2 separate regions of the Homo sapiens genome follow, and region 1 is linked to region 2. The links are chromatin loops, found by intact Hi-C in ENCODE. Cell type or tissue: ovary. All regions are shown on one strand. Each heading gives the region's core, and the rest is flanking DNA. Links, peaks and the distances in the headings are about the cores only. Region 1 overlaps PARVB (parvin beta). Region 2 overlaps PARVB (parvin beta).

What was found. Hi-C counts contacts between places; a loop is a spot of excess contacts. Peaks named below come from ENCODE experiments on the same cell type or tissue, not always from the same donor. Only the 100,000 strongest peaks of a DNase experiment are listed, where the experiment ranks them.
Region 1: a loop joins it to region 2, with 7 times the contacts of the local background. A loop is called at or near these places in 2 of 110 quality-filtered maps.

Annotation. Positions count from the first base shown.
Region 1 is chr22:44,120,681-44,130,573 of GRCh38, reverse strand. The region is part of intron 4 of PARVB (parvin beta); the gene reads right to left. Among named protein-coding and RNA genes, the nearest start is that of TRU-TCA2-1, 25 kb to the left of the region's middle. In ovary, for the core only: no CTCF peak of the experiment used is centred there; no DNase peak of the experiment used is centred there.
Region 2 is chr22:44,044,638-44,054,530 of GRCh38, reverse strand. All of the region lies in intron 1 of PARVB (parvin beta), which reads right to left. Among named protein-coding and RNA genes, the nearest start is that of PARVB, 25 kb to the right of the region's middle. RefSeq lists enhancers at 2,021-2,901, 5,039-5,987, 7,902-8,451. In ovary, for the core only: no CTCF peak of the experiment used is centred there; a DNase peak (open chromatin) is centred at 4,768.

The DNA of each region.
Region 1 (9,893 bases), core at 1,352-9,351, 76 kb before region 2:
AGATATTCACAGAACTGGCGATGATTTTATTACCAAGAATGAACAGGAAACAATCCGGAGGAGCACAGACAAGAACTGTCACATTTCATCAAGATTCAATTACTGAGACTGAGCTCCAGCCCAGCCTGCACCTCCTTCAATTTCCCTTTTGTTAGCAGTAGGTACTGGCAGGTGCCGGCCACCAGCGCCCCACCCCACGCCCGCTGCAGGGCCACACAGCAGGAAGGACCCCCAGTTTCCCTGCTAGTCTTCGATTCTAAGACTCCAGTGTTTACTGATAGATCCACTCTGCAAAACAACAAAAGCGACGTCACAGAGCATCGTGAGATGGTTCACTGGGAGGGTGACTGCAAGCACTCAGCACAGAGCCTTCAATACACAGCTGCTGTCAGTGACGCGGCATTGACATGCCATCATGAAAGCAATCAAGTCCAGGCCAGTCACAAATGGGGTTTCTGTTTTGCAAGTGGTTCCCAGCACAAAGTTCTGTTTAAAACATTTTAGCTGGAGGCCCCCATGTCTTCAGTGTTATCTCCCCAGCAGCCTCCCCTCCCTCAATTAGAAAACAAACAGCTTTGGCATCCCTTTCAAGATAATAAAATTCTAGAGCAAGGCCTGCTGGGCTCGGAATACCCCTTCGATCATGCGTTTGTTGGCTCACAGATAGGGACTGAACACCTACTATGGGACAGGCACTGTCCTAGGTGCTGGATATGGCACAGATAACAGAGGTCCCTAGTGGGGAGATAAACACCCGTAAAAAACATCTGATTGGGTGGCAATGACTGCAAGAGAAAAAACAAAGCAGCCCAACAAAACACATCCTGCAGGGGAGTGGAAACGATTCCCGCTTATTCATCTGATTTCCCTCCATCTGGATCTAACAGCTCCTCGCTGAGTCATCCACAGCTGTCTGTCTGAATTTGCGCCCTGGAAGTAGAGAGCAAGTAGGTCCCACAGGTGTTCAACAACCATGGAAAGGGCAGAGCAGGGCAGCTTGGAGAAGGAAGGAGAGAGATAGGATCATACAGAACTGGGTGGTCTGAGAGCCTCGCCCACCAGGGAGATGGGAAGCCTGACGCGCCCCCGTTGCACCTGCCACCATCCGGCCCCGCAGACTGAACATGGCCACGTCACCCAGGGTGGAGGAAGAGGAGTCGGCAGAGGAGCGGAGGACACTGGATTCGTTTGTCTGGGCTGCTGCAACGAAGCATGCCACACACCGTGCGGCTTAAACAACGGAGATTTATGTCACAGCTCTGGAGGCCAGAAGTCCAAGATCAAGGCACCGGCAGGGTAGACCCTTCTGAGGCCCCTCTCCTGGCTTGTAGATGGCTGCCCTCTCCTTCCTGTGTCCTTACTTGGTCTCCCTCTGTGCATGTCTGTGTCCTAATCTCCTCTTTTTATAGGAACCCTAGACATATTGAATTAGGGCCCACCCACTCGTATGGCCTCATTTTACTTTCATTACCTCTTTTAATTTTTTTATTTTTTTGAGATGGAGTTTCACTCTCGTCACCCAGGCTGGAGTGCAATGGCACCATCTCAGCTCACTGCAACCTCTGCCTCCCAGGTTCAAGCGATCCTCCTGCCTCAGCCTCCCGAGTAGCTGGGATTACAGGCATGTGCCACCACGCCCAGGTAATTTTTGTATTTTTAGTAGAGGCAGGGTTTCACCATGTTGATCAGGCTGGTCTCGAATTCCTGACCTCAAGTGATCTGCCCACCTCAGCCTCCGGAAGTGCTGGGATTACAGGTGTGAGCCATCACACCCAGCCTATTATTATCTCTATAAATACAGTCACATTCCGAGGTTCAACCTGCAGGGCTGGCTGGTAGCAGGGACAGTGGGAGGCTGCCAGGCTACCCATCTCTCCTAGTGGGCGAGGCTCTCATACCTTGCAATGTGCCTGTATTTAAAGAGGCAGTTAAGGTAAAATGAGGTCACATGGGTGGGCCCTGCATGTAGGACTTGAAAATATGAATTTGGTGGTGGAAACAGCAGGCAACAGAGACCAAAGAGACTGGCCATGCCTGTGTGCTGCCTTAGGCTGGGTCTTGGGTGACTCCTGTGCAACAGAGAATACGGCACATGATCACTTGCATCATCAGACATCACTGTGCCCACTGGCGGGGGCCGCAGGAGCAGCTCAGGGCTCTGTTGTGGCCAGGACCCCTATCTTCCTAGCACAGAAAGAGAGAAAACTGGGGAGGATTCTCCCATGTAGCAGGTGACCCTGAGTGATGGCCACATGGGGGTTGAGTACACATGTGATGAAGAACTTCACCTTCACAAGGAGAGGGTGTGCCCGTGAGTGACCAGCAGGACGACAGCCAGGAGCTCCCACAGCACGGGCACCTCACTCTGGCCATATGCAGTCTACCTTGAGGGCTGCACTGCAAACACAGGGGAGCTACACCCCCAGAAACCTGGCATGTGGCAGAGAACCCGGCAGCTGCTTCCAGAATCTTCTCTCAAGAAGAGGGATTCGGCTGGGTGTAGTGGCTCATCCCTGTGATCCCTGCACTTTGGGAGGCCAAGGTGGGAGGATCGTTTGAGCCCAGTTCAAGACTAGCCTGGGCAACATGGCAAAACCTCAGCACTACAGAAAATACAAAAATTATCTGGGCATGGTGGTATGCATCTGTGATCCCAGCTTCCCGGGGAAGCTGAGGTGGGAAGATCATCCAAGCCTAGGGGTCAAGGCTGCAGTGAGCTGTGATCACGCCACTGCACTCCAGCCTGGGCAACAGAGTGAGACACTATCTCAAGAGAAAAAAAAAAAAAGAAGAGGGACTCCTCAGGGGTCCTGCTGGTTCACTCTGGGCAATTTCCACATGGCCAAACCAGAAGTCTGTTCTCTTTCCTCCTCTCACCTCCTAGAAACACCTCCTTTACCCTTCCTGAATGCAACACTCCTCTGGCTCCCCCTCCCTTGTGACTGACCTTTGCCAGAACTTCCTCTTCCTGACCACTAATGGCTGACAGCCCAGACCCAGTCCTCAGACCTCTTCTCTACTACGGATGCACAGAAGTTGGCTTTGACCTTGGTATTCAGCTAAAATCTCCTATTTGGTTTGGGCTTCTGCCTTTGGAAAGCCAAAGAGCTGAATGCCTACATCAGTGTCATTCCTGGCATCCTGGAGCTCAAGGATCAGGTGATCACATCAGTAGTATCACATCAAGAGGATCTCACATCAACAGTATATTATGTCATTTCAGTGTAACAACATTCACAAAATGAGGCAAGACATTCTGATGCTGTGTTACTATCTGAATATTCTAGTCCACTGTTCTTTTTTTCAGTACAAAAAAAAAAAGTGGTTTTAATATGTCAAACCACTTGACACTCAAGAGATTTTAGAATTGCCTTCTCAAGTGCTTATGTGATTATTCAAACAAGATGGAACAGCAGCTACTCCACAAGAAAAAGGCTGCTTGAGCCAAAGGAAGCCTCATGTTATACTTTATGGATAACACAACTGATATAGCAGGACTCATGGACAATCACAGCAACTCCGGAGTAAGTGCTGCATTTGCTAGCACTAACTGAAGAGGGAACCAAAAGGATGTGCCTTGAGAGGGGAAGATGCAGCTTTAAAGATGCCCCTGTAATTCTGCTCTATAGAAGGCACTGGCATGGTTTACAGGCAACCACGGCTGAGATGCAGATGCAAATTCAGAGCCTGTCCTGAGATTCTGAGGGCCAGTTCCACAGCCAGGCTGCCAGATACAAGGCTTGCTGACATACTGTTTCAAGTCATTGGGTGGGAGAAGCCACAGGTGCAGGCAAAAGAATCAGAAATAAAAAATGAAAGTGAACAAAACACTCAAGTTTGCTTCTGAAAATATTAGAAAATATCTGCTTCAGGTAGGGAGCAAAGTACCAATTGGGGGGACTGCTTCAACAGAGGGCCATCACCAGCAACAGCCCAATCTTCACATCCAAGATCAAAGAGGAGGTAAGTCTCTACCATAACCAGCCACTCAGAGAGAGAAAAACTGACAGCCCAGGGGCAGCTTCACATGAGGAGTATCCCTTCAGACAGCATCAGCCAAAGGTCCACGTGCTCCTCCAGCCTTCTGAGTTGAAAGTGAGCATCTAGCATCACAAATGTCTGGTTTGAAGACCTCAAGAGCAAGTGGTACCCAACAGTGCTGGGTGTGACTGTACTGATACTGCAATGCAAAACATCAAAACTTTGGCCACTAACGTTTTTAATAATAAAATTGTGATAATTATGACACAATCTTGATGAACATTTCAGACTTATTCTTGTACCATGGGATCTCATTCTAAGATGGGGATTCTCACCTTAGCCAAATATAGATGTTAATTCTTGGGCATTCGGCATTCAGCCAAATAAAATTTGGAACACCCTCTTTGGGTGAAGCCGTGCAGTCCCACGGTGCTAAACATCAGCTCAGTGCTGCTGGGTTCACACGTACACTGCAGCCTGGACTCCAGGCTCACCTGCTCAGCATCACCTCCAAAAGGGCAGGTATCTCAGCCCCAGCATGTACAACACAGACCCCCGCCTTCCCAACCTCCCACCCTACTCCCAACGGCTTCCCATTTACCAGTTGCTCAAGCCACAAACCTGGCCATCAGTCTTGGTTCCTATGGCAGTTTAACTGTACAGTACCTCCCCATGTCTGCCCTTCCACTCTGGGGGCTGAGCTACTTCATCAGATGCCTGGGCCATGGCAATGGTGTCCTGACTGATCTCTCAGTTCCAACTCCTGACTCTCCTCCCCATCCATCCTGCACCCAGAAGCCTAAGTGACCTTTTAAACTCTAACCCAATCCACGTCACAGCCCTACCCAAAACCTCCAATGGCTTCCTGTCACTTGGAATAGACTGTTGTCTAGCAGGGCTGAATGAGATCTGGCCCCAGCCTCATCTCTTGGCTCTCTCCCTCCCTCTCTGCCACCTGGGCCCCGCCTCCGCTTCTTTTCACTGCTCCTCCAACACAACAGGCTCTTTCTCGCTTTAGAGCCTCAGCCCAGAACGCCCTTCCCAAGCTCACTGTGCAGACATGTGCTCAGATGTCGCCTCCCCAGAGGAGCTTCCCTGGATTGCCTTCCCCAACCCCCACCCACCACTGTACCCCATAACCTTCTATTACTTTCCTCCTAGCACTTGTCATTCCTTTAAAACATCATCTAGGTTTCAGGTTGAACCACTCCACCCCATAATACTTCTCTTTCTTCACTCTGCTAGAATGTGTGCTGGGGGAGTGGGCAGGCGCAGGGTGCGGGGCTCATCTCTCTTGTTTCCCACTGTGTCTCTACAGCCAAGAGCCACCCGACACATGTAAGCCAATGAACATTCATTCATCAGATGAATGAATGAATGTGTGACCAAAACAAACACAGACATGTTTCCCTCCAAATATACTTTCTGAGGGCCAGATGAATAAGGACAAACAATGTGGTCCAAGCATCACTGTGTCCTTCAGAGTGAGTTATGGGACATGGCCTCCCCAGCACCTCATCCCCCCACCCTCACCACCACCTGTCACAAGCCTAGGAGGTTTCCCTCCAAGAGCTGGTCTGTAAGAGCCATTTGTGCAGAGTGTGCAAACTCTGTCCAGAGGCAGCTACAGATGCTGCACCCCTGTGTTTTCAGGGCCAAGTTTCTCTGGCAGGGGCTCCCCTAGTCTCTCTCTCTCCTAAACAGCACCCCACCCCCTACCCATTCACATCCTTGTGGCAGTCCCCCCGCAGTCCACGTATCCCCTGCAGCAGATACTCCTCTGTCACAACAGCGGAGAAAAACATGATCCCACCCCAGTCACCAGCCCTGCCCTGAGGGAGTGACCCTCCAGGATGGCCCATGGGGAGACCCTTCCACCAGGATGGGGCTTGTCTGTGGGAGTGACCCTCCAGGACGGCCCACGGGGAGACCCTTCCACCAGGATGGGGCTTGTCTGTGGGACTGACCCTCCAGGATGGCCCACGGGGAGACCCTCCCACAGGATGGGGCTTGTCTGTGGGACTGACCCTCCAGGACAGCCCCCAGGGAGACCCTTCCACCAGGATGGGGCATATCTGTGGGAGTGACCCTCCAGGACAGCCCATGGGGAGACCCTTCCACCAAGATGGGGCTTGTCTGTGCAGTCCATCAAAGCAGGGAGGTTGAGCAGAAAAGAAACCCCAGAGAGAGGATCTGCTGACCCCACCAATGCTGGGGATGACATGGGTGGAATCTCATGCTGACCTTTAAGAGGTATGCTATCCCACCTACAAGGGGACACTGGGTTCTTGAGGCCACCGTCACAGGCATTTGTGGACCCTGAAAACATATCAGGGCTCTATGAGAACTGAAAGATTGTTCAGCAAATAGCTGATCCCTTCTGGAGTCTGTGGATGGCACTGAGGACCAAAAATCCAAACAATACTCATCTATCTGTCCCCCTTTCATGTCCCACAAGAGGACCCCACAATCTTCATAGGTAATGAAACTGCAGGAATTCTTTCATTGACTTAATCAACAAATATTTGTCATGTGCCAGTCACCCAGGGGACTTGGGGTGGATGGGGTACCCAGCAGCGAGCCAGATACTCCTTAGTTCTGCTCTTGGCATTTATTTGTCTGTTTAAAAAACAACAGCAATAACAACTCCTGCTTATTGACGACAGACCTGTGCCAGGCACTGTGCCAGGGGCTCCATCCACGTAATTTCAGCAGGCAGCTTGCATGGTTCCCAGTGGACAGACATGAAAAGGAGCTACTATGGCCAGGCGCAGTGGCTCATGCCTATAAACCCCACACTTTGGGAGCCCGAGGTGGGTGGATTGTTTGAGCCCAGGAGTTCAAGACCAGCCTGGGCAACATGGCAAAGCCTCGTATTGGCCAGGCGCAGTGGCTCATGCCTGTAAACCCCACACTTTGGGAGGCTGAGGTGGGTGGATTGCTTGAGCCCAGGAGTTCAAGATCAGCCTGGGCAACATGGCAAAGCCTCGTATCTATAAAAAATACAAAAAATAAGTCATGCATGGTGGCATGCACCTGTACTCTCAGCTACTCGGGCGGCTAAGGTGGGAGAATCACCTGAGCCCAGGAAGTGGAAGCTGCAGTGAGCCATGATTGTACCCCCACACTCCAGGCCAGCCAATGGAGTGAGACCCTGTCTTGAAAAGAAAAGCAGCTGCAGCAACCACAGGTTCACTCCCTTCCTCTCTCTCCCTCTCAAAATTATGTACCTCAAAGGCACAGTTCTCTGCCCCTGGACCCTCCCCGATCAGCGTGTTACCCCCACCACTGCGCCAAAACTGCTCTCATCTGGGCCACCAATGACCCATCCGGTGCCAAATCTAATGGTCAATACATTTGAGTGATGCAGAGAAATTGGAGTGTTGCAGGAGCAAGGGAGCCATTTTTTAATGGAAATATTACATCATGTCTGCACACTGAACAGTCCAGGGAAGACAGAAAGTGGCTACAGGAAAGATCAACCAAGGCACAACAGACCTGGGAAGGCCAGAGGTGAGAGAGGTGAAGCCTCTCAGAATTTGAGAATTCCTTCCTCTACAGTGGTCAGCTCAAGGAAGCAACCCATTACACTTGAGGTCAACAATTCTAGTTTCTGTAACATCTGCACGAGGATATTCCCACAATATTACTGGTGATAGAAAAATATTAGAAATGACAAAAATGCCCCACATAGGAGACTGGGTGAATAAACGAAGGAACATCCACACAGTGGAGTACAATGCAGCCATAAAGAAAAAGAAAGGTGATCTCCACATGCAAGGATTCCTAGAACATATTAAGCGAAACAAGCAGGGTGTGTAAAAGAATGTACAAAATACATCACCTTTTATGCAAGGAATAAAAGGGAAATGAGTAGGTGTGTATATGGACATTTTTGTAAAGAAACATAAGAAGGATAAAATCAGAATCCATTGAAAATTGTTACCTGGGAGTGTATACGTGGGAGAGAAAGCAGTGAGACCTCTCTCTCTCTCTCTCTCTCTCTCTCTCTCTCTCTCTCTCTCTCTCTGTCTCTGTGTCTCTCTCTCTCTCTCTCTCTCTCTGTCTCTCTGTCTCTCTCTCTCTCTCTCTCTCTCTCTCTCTTGATCGACAGGGTCTCACTCTGTTGCCTAGGCTGGAATGTAGTGGTACAATCATGGCTCACTGCAGCCTCAACTTCCTAGGCTCAAGTGATCCTCCTGCCTCAGCCTCCTGAGCAGCTGGGAATACAGGTGCACGGTGCACATCACCACGACTGGTAATTTGTAGAGACGAGGTCCCACTATGTTGCCCAGGCTGGTCTCAAACTCTTCGGCTCAAGTGATCCTCCTGGCTCAGCCCCTCAAGGTGCTGGGATGATAGGCTGAGCCACCACACCTGGCTAAGACCTTTCAAGGTATGTCATTTCCATAGTTTTGACTTTTGAAGCATGTAAATGCTTTACATTTTTAAAAGTAATATTAAATAAAATTAAATGTAAACATATACACAAAAACTAAATACAGAGAGAAACAAATTAATTTATTTATACATTAAATGGATGACATGACCACTCAAAAAGAAAATAATTCAGTTAAGTTCTGAACACAGAATTCTGACTATATACTCTTAGTGGATATATTGTACTTAAAAAATAATGGCAAAGAAATCTTGTACCTAGCATGTTTGTAGTTGATAGAGGTATTGGTATTGTAATTCTGACACTATTTTTGTATGCAATCAGAGTAAATAGCAAATATATTTCTGGAACCAAGGTTCTCCCTGGAGACTGGAATACTGAATGCTGACAGTTAAGGGATAAACTTGTAGCATTGAACTGGAATTAGAAGTAGCAGTGTGAACTCACAATTTTTAAAAAACTATATATTTGCTACCTCTTTTGGCTTAAAGAGACTAGAAGCAATGACACCCCAGGAGCCACAAGCACCCATAAGGCCCAGATTTTGCTATCTAATTACCATTCTCTTTTGAACATAAAATAATTCATCAGTCCAGGGGAATGTGTTATTCTATTTTAGGGGATTTTTTTTTTTTAAAAAAGGACACAGGAGAAGAAAAGCACTTATTTACAGAAGAAAATGCCAGCTAATAAGTGGGGAAGCCATGATAAAGATACAGAAATCACTATTTTGCAACCTCCAGCATAATATTTAGAGATGATATTTAGCATAATTTAGAGAATGATAATCAGCGGATGATAAAATCATGGGGAGCGCATCATGGGTGAACAGGACGTTCACAAAGTCCCAGAGTCTGCCCCTCTAGAGACCATGTATTAAAAAGGAAAGAAGGGCTGAGCATGGTAGCTCACACCTGTAGTCCCAACACTTTGGGAGGCCAACATGAGAGAATTGCTTCAGGCCAGTACAAAACAGGCCTGGGCAACAAAGCAAGGACCCTGTCTCTAACACAAAAAAATGAAATTTAAAAATTTAATACAAAACAATTAGCCAGTCAGGCACAGTGGCTCACACCTGTAATCCCAGCACTTTGGGAGGCTGAGGTGGGTGGATCATGAGGTCAGGAGATCAAGACCATCCTGGCCAACATGGTGAAACTCCATCTCTACTAAAAAACAAAAATTACCTGGGCATGGTGGTATGTGCCTGTAACCCCAGCTACTCAGGAGGCTAAGGCAGGAGAATCACTTGAACTAGGGAGTCGGAGGTTGCAGTGAGCTGAGATCGCACCACTGCACTCCAGCCTGGGTGACAGAGCAAGACTCCATTTCAAAAAAAGAAAAAAAAAAAACAGCCAAGTGTGGTGGTACACATCTGTAGTCCTAGCTACTCTAGAGGCCAAGGTGTGAGGATCACTGGAGCCCAGGAGTTTGAGGGTGCAGTGAGCTATGTTCACCCCACTACACTCCAGCCTGGGCAACTGAGTGAGATCCTGACTCTACCAAAATAGAA
Region 2 (9,893 bases), core at 1,007-9,006:
CTCTATGAGTTTAACTCTTCTAGCTGAGGAGCTCATGCTGTAATCTGAGCACTTTGGGAGGCCAAGGCGGGAGGATTGCTTGAGCCCAGGAGTTCGAGACCAGCCTGGGCAACATAGCAAGACCTTGTGTTTACAAAAGAATTTAAAAGTTAGCCAAGCGTTGTAGTGCGCGGCTGTAGTGCCTGCTACTAGGGAGGCTGAGGTGGGAGGATCACTTGAGCCCGAGAGGTGAGGTTGCAGTGAGCCAAGATTGCATCACTGTACTCCAGCCCTGTCTCAAAAATAATAATAATAATAAAAGATGTTGGGGCACTTTAGCCTCAGAAAACAGAATCTCTCTAACCTTCTGCCCTCCTTTCACCTGCCCAAGGCAGGACTCTCATCAGATTGTAAGTAATGAGACCCTCACTCCAGAGAGGGGCCCCCACACCTTGGAGGAAGGAAGGCTGCACAGATAGGTCTTGCAGGGCCTCCCCAGTCCATCTGTTAGTGTTAGATCACACCCTTGCTGTCCAATCCTATTTCTACATGGCTGTCAATCGTGCATATCCAATGAGGCTCCATAAAAGGCCCAGGAAGGCAGGATTCAGGGAGCTTCCAGAGACTGGATGCTTGGTTTTGGCAAAGTGGCACGCCCAGAGAGGGCATGGAAGCTCTGCACCCCTTTCCCTACACCTCACCCTATGTATCTCCTCATCTGTATCCTTTGTAATATCCTTTATAATAAACCAGGAAATATAAGTAAATGTTTCCCCGAGTTCTGTGAGTCACCCTAGCAAATTAATTGAACCCAAAGATGGGGCTGTGGGAACCCTGACTTACAGCCACTGTTCAGAGTCTTGGGAGACTGAGCCCTCACCCTGTGGGATCTGATGCCATCTCCAGGTAGGTGGAGTCAGAACTGAATTGAATTGAACTAGGGGACATCCAGCTGGTATCCGCCAGTTGGTGCAGGAAAAACCCACACATTTGGTCACTGGAGTCTGTTAACTGTTGTTGTGTTGCTGTGAGTCTGGGCTTTCCCAGGCATCCCCGCTACCTGTACGGTGCCCTAACACCCATTCAGGGCAGCGCTGTGAAAGCCACAGGGAGCAGCAGCCGAATCCTTTAAATGCCCATCACTGAGAACTTCTAGAAAATGTAACATCAGGCTGGGCGCGGTGGCTCATGCCTGTAATCCCAGCACTTTGGGAAGCCAAGGAGGGCGGATCATGAGGGCAGGAGTTCGAGACCATCCTGGCCAACATGGTGAAACCCTGTCTCTACTAAAAATACAAAAATTAGCTGGGCGAGGTGGTGTATGCCTCTAATCCCAGCTACTCGGGAGGCTGAGGAAGGGGAATTGCTTGAACCCAGGAGGCAGAGGTTGCAGTGAGCCGAGATCACACTAATGCACTCCAGCCTGGGAGACAGAGCAAGACTCCATCTCAAAAAAAAAAAAAAAAAAGATGTGTAACATCATACAAAGATGTGTGTGTGTTATTTAAATTGTTGGTTTAAACCATAGATTGGCAAACTGCAGCCAGTGAGCAAATCTGGCCCACCACCTGTCTTTTTGGGTGTTTTGTTTTGTTTTGTTTTGTTTTTTGAGATAGGGCTTTGCTCTGTCTCCCAGGCTGGGGTGCAGTGGCACAATCACAGTTCACTGTGGCCTCAACCTCCTGAGCTCAAGGGATCTTCCCACCTCAGCCTCCCAAGTAGCTGAGACTACAGGTGAGCACCAACACACCCAACTAATTTTTGTATTTGTTGTAGAGACAGGGTCTTGCTATGTTGCTCAGGCTGGTCTTGAACTCCTGGGCTCAAGCAATCCGCCTGCCTCAGCCTCCCAAAGTGCTGGGATTACAGGCATGAGCCACCACACCCAGCCCCCCACCTACTTTTGTAGCTTCAGGGGGACGCAGCCACGGCTATGCTTATGAACTGTCTATAGGGGCTTTCATGCTTCCAAGGCAGAGTTGATTCATTCCTACAGAGGCAGGATGGCTCACAGAGGCTGAAATATTCTCTGGATCTTTACAGAAAGAGATCGCAGTTGCTCAATGAAGAACATTCATAACACAATGTTTTGACATTTTCAAGGGGTGGGAAGTTAGCACTGGGGTGATATCAGGAACACAGGTAGGTTCGGCATTCCCAGAATCAGGTGAGGAGAGCAGGCCCGGGCCTTCTTTCTCCCGGTGCTGTCGAACCACAATTTATGCAGGTCCAGCCCTGCCTGCCTGTGTTTGGCATTCACACCGCCTCTCAGGGTGACGGACTCTCATGTTGCACTTCCAGCTTAATTCTTTTAACTTGATTTCCAACTGTGACCTTCAAGTTTCACTCACAACCCTTACTGGCAGGAGAACCGCCGAGGCAATTAGAAGATCAAAGGCCAGATGGTGACTGTATTCGCATCCTGTGGCCACCTTAACAAAGTACCTCAAACTGGCAGCTTAAAACAACAGACGTCGATTCTCTCCCAGTTCTGGAGGCCAGAAGTCTGAGATCAAGGTGTCGGCAGAGCCGTGCTCTCACTGAGGGCTCCAGGCGAGGATCCGTCCTGGCCTCTTCCCAGTTTCTGGTGGTGGCCATCAGTCCTCGGTGCATCTTGGCTTGTGGCAGCATCTCTCCAATCTCTGTCCAGCCTCTGTGTCCCGTGTCTGTCTGTGTCCTGCCTCCTCTCCCCATAAAGGCCCCAGTCACATTGAATTAGGGGCCCACCCTACTTCAGACAGGCCTCGTCTTAAGCACATCTGCAAAGACCCTATTTCCAAATAAGGTGACAGTCCCAAGGGCTGGAGACTAGGACCTGGACATACCTTTTAGGGGAACACAAACCCCTAACAGAGACCTTCACTCAATTTCCTCCCATGGTCCCTTCCTGCACTTCTGCACAATCCTCTCCCCTCATTGACACAAACCAAGCGCTTCCCGGCATTCGCCTCATTGGTTACACACAGCGCCGACAACAGGAAGGGCTCCTTCCAGCAAGAAAGGTTGGGGTGGTTATCTCCTTCCTTTTCCTGCTGTTGCTAAGCAGGCCACCAGCACAGCCTTGCCCACCCAACACTATCACCTGCTTGTCTCTCCACAGAGACATGGTCAGAGCTGGGACTGAAGGGCTTCACTGAGGCCAGCCAGGCGCCAGCCACAGAGTCACAGGCTATCTACAATGGCAGTGTGGCCAGCCGAACAGTCCCCACCTCATCATCAATCCCCCCAGCGCCTACAAACAGACGGGGTGACACAACAGCTTTGCAGGGCTCCCCTTCTCTCTTCGTAAGAATTGTTGATATTTTTCAGTTGGGAATTTGCAGCTGCAGAGCACAAGTCTTTGACGGCATGGCACCTGTCAAATGAGACCTTTTCCACGAGCTGGTGGTAGGATTTTTACGGCTGCCTAACTACTCTGTCACGGGAGATCTCTGCTTCTGCCCCCATGGCTGTTACTCAGCACAGATGCTGCTCTTGAAGCCCGCAGCAGTGAGGGAGTCTCAGGCCTCCCGAGACTCTCTTAGGAGATGAGACAACAGGAGCTAGGCGCCCAGTGCCTGAAAGGGGTGTCCCTGTGGCACAGGCAGAAATACACACCCGGCTCAGCCCCCGCCTCAGCTTCTGTGCTCACATCCCCACCCACTCTTCTCCTCCTTCAAGCTCCTGGTGACGGGCTGTGTGCCCTGACTTCATACCTGCACTTTCTCCCAGGTTATTGCATTTAATTCCTCAAATAAGACTGCAAGACAGGTGAGAGAGGTGTTGCCATCAGCACAGTGTTCAGAGACAATGTGTCTAAGCTGAGCTCAAGGTCACTGAGCTAACAGGGGACAAGTGACCCCAGTCCTGTCTCTCTAACTGATATTGCTACCCCACCAGTCTGCAACACATAGAAACTTGAAGAGTGCAGGACTGGCCAGGCGCAGTGGCTCACACCTGTAGTCCCAGCACTTTAGGAGGCTGAGGTGGGAGGATCACCTGGGGTCAGGAGTTCGAGACCAGCCTGACCAACATGGAGAAACCCCATCTCTACTAAAAATACAAAATTAGCATGGTGGCAGGCACCTGTAATCCCAGCTACTTGGGAAGCTGAGGCAGGAGAATCACTTGAACCCGGGAGGCGGAGGTTGCAGTGAGCTGAGATGGCGCCATTGCACTCCAGCCTGGGCAACAAGAGCGAAACTCAGTCTTAAAAAAAAAAAAAGGCCGAAAGGGGTCACCTGTAGGAATGTCTTGTTTACTAACAGTTTAAGAAGGAAAGAGGACAACAAACATACCTCAAATCTATGGTGTGGATTCTGTTTGCCAATCCTTGCTTTAGATAACCACTGGGAAACAGAGGAAGGCATTTACACCTTAAGACGGCCGCATATCTGAAGAAGTGTAAAGGCAGTGGCAGCAGGACAGGAGAGCCGCCAACGAGACTCTGCCCTCCTGATTAGGAGCTGGGAGAGGAGGCCCGTTCATCTGAGGCAGGAAGAACTAAATACGGCTGGGGCAACCCTCCCTAGGCTGTACCACGAGAAGCCAGTGAGTGACAGCGAGTCCAGGTGCAGGCACATTTCCGCAGCCACATGCCCACAATATGGAAGTGTAGGTAAAACAGAAACCCCAAACTCAAGTAGGCATGGGGCTTATTCACAGTACAACATCGAGACACACTCCCCACCAGAGCCACACAGAGGCTGAGGCCAAGGCCGGGACGGCTTTGGCAATAAAACCTACTCACTCCATGTGCCAGATGGCTGAGCCCCCAAATGGCCCGTTCCCGGGCAGAGGTCTCCTGCTTTAATAGGAAGAAAGCACCAATTTGAATTTGATTTCCAGCCAGTATCTCCAGGGCTATGGCAGCCCCTAGGGTTCCTTGCAACATGCTCAGAAACAGGGCTTCAAATTGGATCACTCCAGCAACAGAGGAAAATAAAAGCCAATCAATGGGGCTGTGCTGGGAGTGGGGCCGCTTCCTCAGCAGGCCTTTTATCGCTGGAGGAATCTGATTGACCTCGAGCCGCAGCCTGCACGCAGTGCATCCTCTGCACACATTTTCACTCCGCAGATATTTTTATGCCCGTGAAAAAGAGTGGAGCAAATCCAAATTTAATCAGACAAGAGCTAAACTTGAGAAACGAACCTCAAATTTAATCAGACAGGAGCTAAACTTGAGAAACGGACCTCCGATTCTTGTCTAGGGCCTGAAGTGAGAAAGGGGGCTGGGAGGAGAAAACGGGTCCCTAGCTTTGCTGATTGTCTACGCCAAGCACTATGGGTATTGTTCATTCTGACACCAGCACACACAGCAGCTCTCAGAACATTTCCACCCGGAGATGTCTTCAGTGAGAGGTGCATTCAGCCAGAGACCTGGTTTCTCACCCTCTCTCAGGGCCTCAGTTTCCTCATCGTAAAATGAGACTCATTTTCATCTCATTTTGCAGGGGAAGTGGCACAGGACAGAGGGCACCAGCCCTGGAGCCGGAAAGCCTGGACCTGCAGCCCGGATCCGAGGCCATGTGGCTGGGAGGACTCCACACTTCTGTTCCCTCCTCGGCAAAATGGAGTGAAATAGGCCAGGCGCAGTGGTTCACACCTGTAATCCCAGCATTTTAGGAGGCCAAAGTGGACAGATCACCTGAGATCAGTAGCTCGAGACTAGCCTGGCCAACATGATGAAATCCCACCTAAAGTACAAAAATTAGGCCAGGCACAGTGGCTCATGCCTGTAATCCCAGCACTTTGAGAGGCCGAGGCAGGCGGATCATGAGGTCAGGAGTTTGAGACCAGCCTGACCAACATGGTGAAACCCTGTCTCTACTAAAAATACAAAGATTAGCCAGGCATGGTGGCGGACTCCTGTCATCCCAGCTACTTGGGAGGCTGAGGCAGGAGAATCGCTTGAAGCCTGGAGGCGGAGGTTACAGTGAGCTGAGATTGTGCCACTGCACTCCAGCCTGAGTGACAGAGCAAGACTCCGTCTCAAAAAATAAATAAATAAAAATAAAATTAAAAAATATAAAAATTATCCGGGCATGGTGGTGGGCACCTGTAATCCCAGCTACTGGGGAAGCTAGAGCAGGAAAATTGCTGGAACCCAGGAGGTGGAGGTTGCAGTGAGCCGAGATCACGCCACTGCACTCCAGCCTGGGCGACACAGCAGGACTCCATCTCAAAAAAAAAATTCGAGCGAAATTATTACCCTCAGTTCATGTGCCCCCAAAAGATATGTCCACATGGTCATGAGTGCTCTCCACATAATTAATGCCAGGAATTATTTCAATTACAGAAATAACAAAGTTGAATGATTTGCTCAACGAGACAAGTGCTTTCAGTTTCATTCTGCACCAGGCTTTCAGGCCCCAGTGAAAAAGTATCAAGAAGATTTCAGTCTCGCCTCTCCTATGGGCCTTCCAGGAAGCTCAACTCCACATTCTGCACAGCTCTTCTGTGTCCGCGCATCTGTTCTGCCTGCCTGAACCCCCATCCTCTCCAACTGCAAAGCTGCCCCATCCCGCCCACTGGTCCTGTGGGGAATGGCCAAGCACACCTCACTGATGGCTGGAGACAGGACGGAGCTGGGGGTTCCCACACCATCCAGCCCCACAATTGGTCTTCCCCGGGGCTGACTCAGGGGAGCCGGAGGGGAGGCACCGCCCACCCCCAAGATGCTGAAGGGATGTGAGGCCATCCCCTTTGTCCACCAATACACATACACAAGTAGATTACACCAACGTCAAATACCTGGGTCAAGGCTCCCTGAGATTACAGGCTCTTCTATGGGGAATTATGCCCCTCTTTCCCCAAAAAAAGATATGTTGGAATTCTAACCCCTAGAAGCTTGTGGCTTCCATAACTGTGAGAGAATCCACTTCTGCTGGGTTTTTTATTTTTTATTTTTTTTAGATGGAGTCTGGCTCAGTTGCCCAAGCTGGAGTGCAATAGTACAATTTCAGCTCACTGCAAACTCCGCCTCCTGGGTTCAAGTGATTCTCCTGCCTCAGCCTCCCAAATAGCTGGGATTACAGGTTCATGCCACCATGCCCGGCTAATTTTGGTATTTTCAGTAGAGATGGGGTTTCGCCATGTTGACCAGCCTGGCCTCCAACTCCTGACCTCAAGTGATCTGCCTGCCTTGGCCTCCCAAAGAGCCACCCAGTGTCTGGTGCCTTGGTGCCACAGCCCTGGGAGATGAATACAGCGACCTAAGCCAATATGTGTTTTGCTTAAAATAATGCAGCTGTGTTTCTGTTTTCTTAGAAAAGAGCATGGCACCTCCTTCCTCTCCCTTTCTTGCTCCCTCTTCACCTTCCACTATGAGGAGAAGCCCCTGAGGCCTCCCCAGAACCAGATGCCAGTGCCACGTACAGCCTGCAGAAACAGGAGCCAAGTAAACCTCTTTTCTTTATGCATTAGCCAGCCTTAGTGTTCCTTTATAGCAACACGAAATAGACTAAGACGGGGCACAGGCTCCATGTGAAGCTCTGCTCCTCCATGGATAGGCCTGGTGGCTCCAGGACAAAACACCTCTCTTCACCTCTGCCGGTGGGGGAAGGAAGACAAACTGTAGCTACGGCCCCCGGGCCATCCCCACCCCCCGCACACCGACCCAGGAGCCAGTTCTCAACTCTGCATGCACGCCCCCGCTAAATCCTCTAAACCATCTTGAGATTAGGCTGCTGCTCTCCCGGCACTGATAAGGACCTCAGCAGAGGCTCAAGTCAGCAGACTCTGGCCTCAGTCTCCAAGTTCCCATCTCCTGCCACCCCACACTGTGCTGAACTTTGAACACAGAGACACTGGTGGGAACACCCCAAGGTCTGGGATTCTGCCAGAACCTTTTGTGGAGTTATCACATCACTCCAGCCAACACTATGAAAGTAATAAGCACCTTTAATCAAGTGTGTCCAGGGACTGTGTGGGGAGATAACATGTCATCGGGGCCAGCCTGCCGAGGCTCAATGATTGTCAGCGGGCAGTGTTCTCTGTGCCAGACCCAGGCGTCTATCAAACATGCCAAGTAACCACAGGAGAGCCAACTGTAGGCCCCCTCAGGGGCCATGGGCTCTTTCCCACTCCTGCAGTCAGCTCCTACCTTGCAGGCCAAGCCCAGCAGAGATGCATCCCCCACTGGTGGTCAGTGATATCCCATGATGAGGGTGAGGCGCCAGGTCCTCTGACATGGATGGCCAGCCTCAGGACGCATCTCCTAGCACCAAGGAGCAGCTCTGTTGTGCTAAGGGTCCTACTCCAGATCAGTACACTTCTGACTTCCTGCAAGAAAAGTGGCCAGAACTAGGCAAGTAGGTGACACAGACACCCTGCAGTGCAAGACAAGGCTGCAGCTGGGCTCAGCGACCACTGGCAAGGACAACAATCCCACTGACAACAGCATCCGAAAGCATAAGCCACCCAGGGATAAATCTGCCTGGAGAGGCAAGAGACTCGTACCCTGAAAACCACAAAACATTGCGAAGGGAAATTAAAGAAGACTTAAGGAAGTGGAAAGACATCCTATGTTCATGGACTGGCAGACTTCGTGTTGTTAAAGATACTACCCAAAGCAATTCTCAAATTCAGTACAATTCCTCCCAAAATTCCAATGGTGGCTCGTTGCAGAAATAGAAAATCACGCCCTAAAACTCATACGGAATCTCGAGGGATCCCAAATAGCCAACACAAGGTTGAAGAACAAAGTGGGAAGTGTCATATTTGCCAATTTCAAAACGTACTGCAAAGCTACAGTGATAGAGACAGTGTAGTACTAACATAAAGACAGACCTGTTGATCAACATAATAGAATTGAAAGCTCAGAAATAAATCCATACATTGATGATCAACTGATTTTCAGCAAAGATGCCAAGATCATTCAATGGAGCATCAACAGTGCACAACAAGATGGAGACAAGAGTGATGGGAGAGTCCCAGCCCACTAGTGCCATGTGGGCAGGGCCAGTCTCTCAAGCAGGACCACTCACTGGATCTCCAACCCCCAGCCCCATACCTGCTCTCAAGGGGAGCTCAATAATCACCTTGAATGAATGACTGCATGCCTGGAAGACAGGGTGATCAATGAATAACTGAATGAGCAAACAGGAGTTGAAACCCCAGGGTAACACATGAGACACCAGATCCAACAATGATTTCTCAAAAGAAGTTGGGCTCCTCAACACTCACCAACACATTTTCCTCCTTACATCTCTCTTAGCAACATTTTAAAACTATCATTTTGACTCAATGAGTCATAAAATCCATTTAGGAAACTGTGACTAGCATATTTTATGTATGTATGTATTTATTTATTTATTTAGACAGAGACTCTCTCTTTGTCACCCAGGCTGGAGTGCAGTGGTGCAATCATAACTCACTGCAGCCTCAAACTCCTGGGCTCAAGCGATCCTCCCACCTGAAAGCCCCCTGCCCCTGCAGGGGCACCTGTGGCTGGGACCACAGGCACACAACACAACGCCAGACTAATTTTATTTTTTGTAGAGATGGGGTCTTGCTATGTTGACCAGGCTGGTCTCAAACCACCGGGCTCAAGCAATCCTCCTGCCTCGGCCTCCCAAAGTACTGAGATTGCCTGGACAGCACGTTTCTTTAATGAAATGAAAGAACAGTAGAGTAGCAAACGTCAGTGTGCTTATAGGAAGATATCATTTCATGAAACTTTTATTCATGGATATAGGTAAATGTATGCTTGAACTGGGGTTTTTATGGAAATATATTTCTTACCATGGATCCAAAATAAAAAGAGAGTTTAAAAGTTGCTCTCCCAAGCCAAGCACAGTGGCTCATGCCTGTAATCCCAGCACATTGGGAGGCCAAGGCAGGTGGATCACTTGAGGTCAGGAGTTTGAGACCCACCTGGCCAACATGGTAAAACCCCGTCTCTACTAAAAATACAAAAATCAGCTGGGTGTGGT